Linked DNA regions of Homo sapiens: all the other regions are linked to region 2. Evidence: chromatin contacts called from ENCODE Hi-C or POLR2A ChIA-PET data. All regions are on one chromosome and are shown on one strand. The core of a region is the stretch at or near the end of the contact, and the rest is flanking DNA. Distances in the headings are between cores, read along the strand shown. Region 1 overlaps NFATC1 (nuclear factor of activated T cells 1). Region 2 holds the start of MBP (myelin basic protein). Region 3 holds the start of ZNF407-AS1 (ZNF407 antisense RNA 1).

Evidence for each region. A loop is a pair of places that touch in the nucleus more often than their neighbours do. ChIA-PET counts read pairs that join two places held with the same protein, here RNA polymerase II (POLR2A). Pooled maps may share reads with other maps.
Region 1: a pooled map shows a loop between it and region 2 (6-fold over the local background). The contact joins the enhancer-like site here to the promoter of MBP in region 2. A Hi-C loop is called at or near these places in 2 of 37 single-sample maps with no recorded cell type and 5 of 50 pooled maps. POLR2A ChIA-PET finds 5 or more read pairs at or near these places in 1 of 52 experiments (activated CD4-positive, alpha-beta T cell).
Region 3: a loop to region 2 is called in a pooled map, with 9 times the contacts of the local background. The contact joins the promoter of ZNF407-AS1 here to the promoter of MBP in region 2. A Hi-C loop is called at or near these places in 3 of 37 single-sample maps with no recorded cell type and 9 of 50 pooled maps. POLR2A ChIA-PET finds 5 or more read pairs at or near these places in 1 of 52 experiments (naive thymus-derived CD4-positive, alpha-beta T cell).

The regions. Positions count from the first base shown.
Region 1 is chr18:79,519,052-79,521,751 of GRCh38, forward strand. The region is part of intron 9 of NFATC1 (nuclear factor of activated T cells 1); the gene reads left to right. LOC102723506 (a long non-coding RNA gene) reads right to left here. Exons shown (of 3, transcript XR_935689.3): 3 at 270-1,374. Among named protein-coding and RNA genes, the nearest start is that of NFATC1, 120 kb to the left of the region's middle. Within about 2 kb of position 1,405, at least 3 of the 41 ENCODE cell types and tissues checked have a DNase peak (open chromatin) inside an H3K27ac peak, as active enhancers do.
Region 2 is chr18:77,131,460-77,134,159 of GRCh38, forward strand. MBP (myelin basic protein) reads right to left here and starts at 1,324. Exons shown (of 9, transcript NM_001025101.2): 1 at 1,121-1,324. RefSeq lists a silencer at 289-1,588.
Region 3 is chr18:74,596,394-74,599,093 of GRCh38, forward strand. It overlaps ZNF407-AS1 (ZNF407 antisense RNA 1), which reads right to left and starts at 1,442. Exons shown (of 2, transcript NR_024484.1): 1 at 35-1,442. ZNF407 (zinc finger protein 407) reads left to right here and starts at 1,477. Exons shown (of 9, transcript NM_017757.3): 1 at 1,477-1,544. RefSeq lists enhancers at 1,253-1,462, 2,253-2,472 and a silencer at 1,563-1,862.

The DNA.
Region 1 (2,700 bases), core at 155-2,654, 2.4 Mb after region 2:
TTCCAGGCTCCCTTTTGCTAAACCTTGTTCTACCAGAGCGTTCAGGTGCAAAGACCTCGCCTCAGAAAGGCTTCAGAGCCTCCGGCGGCTGGCAGGCTGCTCACAGATCTCCGAACCATGGTTTGAACAAGGCAGCAGGAAAGTGGGAGAATTTTAGTCTGAGAAGATTTGGAAAATCCTTAGGAATTGCTGACTTCCAAGTTGTTTCACTACCATCTGAAAAACCCTTACAAGGCTCGGGCTTTCCTGGAAAACAGGAGATCAGGCTATTTATTTTTTATTTTTTTATTTTTTTTCCTGAGACAGGGTCTTGCTCTGTCACCCAGGCTGGAATGCAGTGGTACAATCTCAGCTCACTGCAGCCTCAACCTCCTGGGCTCAAGCCATCCTCCCACCTCAGCCTCCCAAGTAGCTGGGACCACAGGTGCACACCACCATGTCTGGCTAATTTTTACATTTGTTTGTAGAGATGGGGGGTGGTCTCACTACATTGCCCAGGCTGGTCTTGAACTTTTGGCCTCAAGTGATCCTCCCGCCTTGGCTTCCCAAAGTGCTGGGATTACAGGTGTGAGCCACCATGCCTGGTCTTAGGTCAGTTTTTAAAACAACAGCAAGATTTTTTTTATGTTGTTTCTGCCATGTTTTAGGAATTGCTTTTCCTCCCGGGGCTTGCATGTTTAAATTTTTATTCTCAGAACGTTGAAGGGACGCACTGCATTTCAGGATCCTGGGTCTCCGTCCGTGAAGGACTTTCCTTCTGTGGGTCTTTCCTCTTGCAGCTTAAAGTGGGATTATTTTCACTTTATTCAGAGGCCCTGTTAGTCACAGCCAAGCACAGACGTGCTCGCTGTCGCTCCTTTGCTGGAGTCGGAAGTAGGACAGTTGGTGATAAAGTCCTGGACGGGCGAGATAAGTGGCATTGGCAGAGCTCTGTTGTCCAGACAGCAAGAAACCGGCTGCCCCCAGGAAGCGGGGATGGAGGGCACACACCAGGAGAGGGGGCGTTTTGACCGTCGGCAGGGGTGCCACTTGGAAGTCAGATTTAAAATGGAATCAAAACTGGTAGAATGAGGGTCTGCAGGGGGAAACTTGACGGAGCCCATCAGGCGACAGCCTTCTCGAAGCCCCTCCGGGCCCCTCACGGGAGGGGATCCCCCGCTGCGCTGCCGGGAGGTCCGGACGAAATGTTGGAGCTGGAGAGTCGGCAGCCCTCGCGTGGCGTTGCTGCCTCTGCAGATGCCTCCGGAGGGACTCGGTGTGTCTCGGTGTTGATTTCAGAACAGGGGAGATGCTGACGTGTCCCGGTGGCTCTCACAGCACAGTGGAAGGCGAGTGGCAGCTCCGACATCCTGCTCCGCTGGCGCCTCTGGCCACCTGCCTCCCCCACCCCCACATAAAAAAAGTTTAAGGCACATTTAAGCTAGTACCGGAGAAATGACTGAAAAATAAGTATAGCCAAGCAGCAGAAGACTCTGTGTGTGGGGGGGGGAGGGTGCATCCACCACTAATGTGTGTCCGTGTGTGTGGGGGCATCCGCTGATGTGTGTGTCTGTGTGTGTGTGGGGGGGGCATCCACTGATGTGTGTGTCTGTGTGTCGGGGGGGGCATCCACTGATGTGTGTGTCTGTGTGTGGTTGGGGGGCATCCACTGATATGTGTGTGTGGGGGGGGGGCATCCACTGATGTGTGTGTCTGTGTGTGTAGGAGGGGAGCATCCACTGATGTGTGTGTGTGTGGGGGGGCATCCACTGATGTGTGTGTCTGTGTGTGGGGGGGGGCATCCACTGATGTGTGTGTCTGTGTATGTGTGGGGGGGGCATCCACTGGTGTGTGTGTCTGTGTGTGTGTAGGAGGGGAGCATCCACTGGTGTGTGTGTGGGAGGGAGCATCCACTGATGTGTGTGTCTGTGTGTGGGGGGGCATCCGCTGATGTGTGTGTCTGTGTGTGTGGGGGGGGGCATCCACTGATATGTGTGTCTGTGTATGGGGGTGGGAGCATCCACTGATGTGTGTCCATGTGTGTGTGGGGGCATCCGCTGATGTGTGTGTCTGTGTGTGTGTGGGGGGCGTCTGCTGATGTGTGTGTCTGTGTGTGTGTGTAGGGGGGGAGCATCCACTGATGTGTGTCCATGTGTGTGTGGGGGCATCAGCTGATATGTGTGTCTGTGTGTGGGGGGTGGAGCATCCACTGATGTGTGTCCATGTGTGTGTGGGGGCATCCGCTGATGTGTGTGTCTGTGTGTGTGGGGGGGGGCGTCTCCTGATGTGTGTGTCTGTGTGTGTGTGTGTAGGGGGGGAGCATCCACTGATGTGTGTGTGTGTGGGGAGCATCCACTGATGTGTGTGTCTGTGTGTGTGTGGGGGGCATCCACTGATGTGTGTGTCTGTGTGTGTGTGGGGAGCATCCACTGATGTGTATGTGTGTGTGTGGGGGGCATCCACTGATGTGTGTGTCTGTGTGTGTGTGGGGAGCATCCACTGATGTGTATGTGTGTGTGGGGGGGCATCCACTGATGTGTGTGTCTGTGTGTGTGGGGGGAGCATCCGCTGATGTGTATGTCTGTGTGTGTGGGGGGGGGGGCATCCGCTGATGTGTGTGTCTGTGTGTGTGGGGGGGGGGGCGTCTGCTGATGTGTGTGTGTGTGTGTGGGGAGCATCCACTGATGTGTGTGTCTGTGTGTGTGTGGGGTGCATCCACAG
Region 2 (2,700 bases), core at 74-2,573:
CCCTCCCCACCCCAGCACCCAGCGAGCCCACGCGCCCCTCACCCACGCGCAGAGAAACCGAGCACTTGTTGATTCTCACGTTGTTGCAATTGGAAAACGGAACAAGGAACCAGAGCTCGCCTGTTTCCAGCCAGAGTCGCACGGGGGTCCCCAAAGACGCTTGAACCTTTTCCCAAGCCCCACTCCACCTTCCAAAACGGGGGGGCTCAGGTGGACGCGAAAGGACACAAGGCGCTGCCCCCAGCACCCCGGAAAATCTAGTGTGGCGGCAAATGACCGCAGGTCACACACCCCGGCCTCGGGGGCCACGGAAAACGGACGCACCCGGCCCAGGACAGGCAGTGGGGCCCAGGAGGGGACTGCCGGGAAGACCCGGGCGGGCCGGCGGGCGGCTGCGGGCGGCGCACGTGGGCCCAGGTGGGCGCAGCGACGGGCCCGGCCGAAGAGCCCGAGACAGGCCCTGCGAAGGCGGAAGCCCGGACCCGGGCTCTCCTGGCCGCCCCTGGAGCTCAGAGGGAGACTGCGCTTCGCCCCGGGGGCAGGGGCAGGAGCGCGATCGCGCGCGGGGCCCCCGGGGTGTGATTAGCAGGCGCCGCGAGCCGGGAGGACCCCCCAGCCCGCCCTGGCAGCCAGCACCCTCTCCACACCCGCCCAGAGTGGCCGCTTTTGACCGCCGTCCCCTCCCACCCTAGACTCCTCCCCTCAGCCCCACGGCCCGAGGCCGAGCGGTTTCAGCGACCCTGGGACCGCCGGGCCTGGCTGGAGTCCACCCCTGGACACCTGTCAGGGTCGGGCCCCGGCGCTGTAAACCCGCGTCTACACCCGCGCCCAGCCCCCGCGCAATGGGGATCGGGGGCGGCGACTTGGGTTCGGGTCAGGGAGGCCGCCGGCTGCTACCTGCTCGGCCACCTGCTCCGCTGCCTAGGTTCTCCCTGCGCGTCCCCAGCCAAGAAAGGGACCCGGAGTCCGGGCGTCGGGATAGCTCCTGTCCCCGATCTTGCGCCCCCGGCTCCCGCGGGGCTCCGGTCCGGGGTCCCGCCCAGGTCTCCGCGGTCCCCACTCGGAGGGGCACAGAGACAAAGGCGGCAGAGCAGCCCGCCCGTCCCCGAGGGTCACCCACCGGCGCTGCGCTCGTTGCTCCGAGGCCGAGGGGCGCCGCGGGGTCCAAGGCCCTGCTCCGCCTGCCCAGGCCCGGGCAGGCTGGTCTCGGCTTCAAGCGCCCACGCGCGGGGTCCCCGGGCAGCCTGCTTCGCCTTCCGGGGTCGGGAGACAGGGGCCGCCGGGGCCGGAGGCTGCTTCTCTCTGGCGCGCGGCGGCGGTGACTGACGGCGGCGGCTCCGAGGGACGGGCGCGCACCCAGCTCCCCGGCCCCGCCTCCCCGGGCTTCCTGCGAGCCAGGTAAACACAGGCCGATCCCGCCGGGCCCGCCCCACCTGGACGCGGCCGCCGGCGCCGCCCCGGGAGCTCGGAGGACCCCGGGCCCGCTCTGCCCACGCGGAACTTGGGGGGCGCACGGGGCCCACGCGCAGGGTCAGACCTCGGAGGGGCGGCCTGGAGCCTCGCCCGCTGCCGAACTGGGCTCCGAACTGCGGCCCGTCGACCCTTCCCGTTCGGAGGCTTGGCCTCCGAACCCACCCCGACCCCGACCTCGACCTCGCGGGAGGGGTGCCAGGCCGCATCTCCCCGCGTCCTCAGGGGCTGGAAACCCCAGAAACTGCCGATAGACTTGGCGCAGCCCCGGCCCTGCAGGAGGAGAGTCAGCCCGGCCTGGAGGCGAAAGGAGCCGGCAGGTCCTCCCAAGGCACTCCCTCCCTCCCCTGGAGCCCAGGCCAGGCCCATGTCCGGCTGGCAGGTGCTCCTCTGGGAGCTGGGAGCTGGGAGCTGGGAGCTAGGGGCGCACCTTCTCCTGCAGGACCGGCGCAGGAAGCGTGCGCGGAAAAGACAGCAAAACACGCGCAGGTGCGAGGAAGCAGCCTGGTCCTGCAGCCCAGAGACATCGTGGTCTTCGTCGCTGTCTTGTTAAAAAGAAAAAGCCTGCTGTTTAGCCGTGACTCACCTGCACACAGATTTAGTGGTCAGAGATCTTTCTCTGGATTCTCAGCCTCCTGATGGTGGAAGAGGAGGAGGTTGGGGGAGTCCCAGAATGAGGCCCCGCGTTCCTCCTGACCTACACCCCCAGTCAGGGATCTGGATCTGGAGCTTCCAGGGGACCTGGAGCAGCCTGGGACCCACACAGTTTGTTAGGAAGTGAGGGAGAGGGGTGAGCGCTGTCCCGGCCCGCGCTGGGAGGCGGGACTCAGACTTCAGCACGGGGTCGGGGTTTCGGCCTAAAACCAGCCTCCCCCAAAGCCCCGGAGGATTTAGCAACTGTCTTCAAATGCTGGCAACTGGAAGAGAAATACTTCCACAACGACGCAAAAGCATTCAGTCTGGTCGTTTCCTCAGGAGAGATTTTCAAGTGGAGGGGGCAGGAGGGTTCTGAGACTTTGAGGCTGAAGGTGAGGAGGGAAAAGGGTGCCAAAGATAGTGTGTTTCTCCAATTTTTCTGCCCCACAACCTCACTTTAAGTCAAGGATGAGCGGAGTGGGCGTGGGAGGCTGGACAGCTGCCCTAGGAGCACGGGTGGTGACAATGAACCCGGGTGCACCCAGGTCCCAGCTCAAGTCACTCAAAGCTCAGGCTGGGGAAGCTGGAACACTA
Region 3 (2,700 bases), core at 192-2,691, 2.5 Mb before region 2:
AACATCACACACACACAAAAATCCAATTACTTACAATGATTTTTTTGAGACGGAATCTCGCTCTGTCGCCCAGGCTGGAGTGCAGTGGCGCAATCTCGGCTCACTGCAGCCTCCGCCACTGGGTTCAAGCTATTCTCCCGCCTCAGCCTCCAAGTAGCTGGAATTACAGGCTCGCACCACCATGCCTGGCTAATTTCAAATTTTTAGTAGAGACGCGGTTTCCCCAGGCTGGTCTCAAAATCCTAGCCTCAAGCAATCCACCGACTCGGCCTCCCAAAGTATTGGGATTACAGGCGTAAGCCACCCCGCCTGGCCAGTGATCTTCCTAAACAGAAATCTGATCACATAACTTCCCATTACAGAGTCTAACCCTAACCCTGTGCCTACAACATAGTCAAACCTCTTTAGCAAGGCAGATGACCTCAAGCAGGATTTCACTGCCTCTTTGTCACAGCACTTAACAAGCTGTGATGTATTTATTTTTATTCGTCTACACAGGTCTTCCCTACTAGATTCTGAGTTTCAGAAGAAAGGCCTCTAACTCGAGGTTCATGAATGGACCTGCACAAGGGGGCGGACGGGCTGAAGTCCTGCCTTTTTTTTTTTCCAAAAAACCCGTATGCTGTGCCGTTAACGTTCATAAAAAAGTCCTTGTCGAACGTTTTAAACAGCCAAGGTGTTTCAGCTTTAATAAAAGCTGAAAATTTGGCAATACCAAACAGGTCACCAAGCCACAGTCCGCTTCTTGGCCTCCTCTTTGGTATCAGAGTTCGGCTAGCGGCTTCCTGTGGCCTCTTAAACAAGGACCTCATTTTGGGAGCCATTCGAGAGATTTTTTCTCATCATCTAAAGTAGCATTCTCGCCTTGCACAGCTGAAAGTCATTTCTCGAAATCGGAGCGCCAGAAGCGACAGGAGCCACTCCAGGCCCGGGGGAAGCGAGCAAAGGGGCAGCGGGCTGCGTTTGCCAACGTAGGCCTCTCGGGTCCCGCGCCGTTCTGGGCCTTCTCCGTGTTTCCGGCGCCGCCCTCGGGGTCCCTTACAGAGGGCGGGAGGCGGGTGGAGAGACGGGGCAGGAAGCAGGCGGGATCGGCCTGGGAAGAACCCGTTCTGGGACCCTCTAGAAATCCCAGACAGCCCTCCCGGGCTGACAGCGCCTGCCTTGGAGCCCGACGCGCTCATCGAATTTAGATTGACTCCTTCGGCTCTCCGTTTTCCTTCTCTAAGGGAAGGGTGGGACTTCCTATTTTATCTCTTAGCGGCTTCCGGCAAGAGCTGATGTGTTAAAAACAAGACAGCACATGGGCCTGCCGGCCACTCGGATAAAAAACAAGGAACTCGACCTGGATTGTACTAAACCAGTTCCAAGATTCTGTTTTTCGGCTGTGGCGTCCGGCGCTGCATCCACTACGGAGTCGCCTTGGAAGCCACCGGAAGTCCTTCGACGGAGAAACAGGATGTCCCGCCTCTTCCTCCCAAAGGGAAGACGGTGAGCCGGAGGAGTCAGTCAGAGGGGCGAGCAGGAGCGATTCCGTCGCCAAACAGGTAAGTTATTCTCTGGCCGGGGCGGGGGGTTTGGAGGCGGGGACCGTCCAGCGTCAGCGCGGGGCCTGGGGGCGGTGGCTTGAGGGCTCGAAGCCGGGCGGCTGGGCGCCCAGAGCCCCGTCTGGGCCCTTCGCTCTTTCTCCTCCCCCCTCCCCCCGCCTCCGCCCCTCCCTGTCGCCTTCCTTCCCGACACCCGCCCAGACTCACGCCCGGACACACACCCTCGCTCGTTCGCTCACGCTGCCTCGCCGCCCTCCTCCCCCAGGCCCCAGCTGCCGCCCTGCCCTCTCACCCGCTCGCTCCGCAGGCCGGTCCCGCGGGCAGCCTCGCTCCGCGCCCTTGCGCGAGCGGAGCTCTTGTGGACACCTCGGGGCTGCGGACCTAGCGTGGCCTCGGTTTCCCCTGCCGGGTTCGCCTGTCCGCGCAGAAACAGTCCCCCGTTCCTTCGGGACGCACCCCTGCACCGAAATCGGGCCGTTCTCGCGTGCCCGGGTTGCTCTCAAGTGGAAAACAGATGCTCCCCTAGCTGCACAGCTGCAAGCTTTAGCGTCTGGTTTCCAGCAGGGGCTCCCTGGACCGCCCGCCCACTCTCGTGTCACCCCCAGGTGCCCTGGCTGCGCCGCTGCTACTCGCGCCTTCTTCCGTTAAGCGACGCTGGTGTGGGCGGGCGGAGGGCACACAAGTGCGGTGGCCGAAAGCACCGCGGTGGCAGCGAAGGGTCCTAGCCATTCCCGACTTCAGCTCGCTTTGCGCCACTGCGGGGAGACCCGCGGCTGCCTGACACCGCTGCGGGCAGCAGTGGGTTTCTCAGTAGATGCTCACCTCTTTCCAGCCAGCTAGCACGCCCTGGGTGCTTGGCCTCCTTCTGGAGTTTAAGCTGGTGGAGGCGGGGTGCAGTGGCCGCTGACCTCTGTCGGTTGCGCTGGGTTTTGAGTAGCCATTTATTTCATTGGGGAGTTTTGGAATAGGACATCCCACATCCGTGGACACACATGTAGAATACTTTTATAAGTAATTACAGTCTTAATAGTGATTTGAGTTACAGCTTTGCAGTCTATGCCTGGTGACATCCTAGTCGTAGTATGTATCTGTTTTGTGGTGAAGTGCTGGTCCATTTAGAACACTGTAGACAGGGGCCCTAACATATACTCATCAG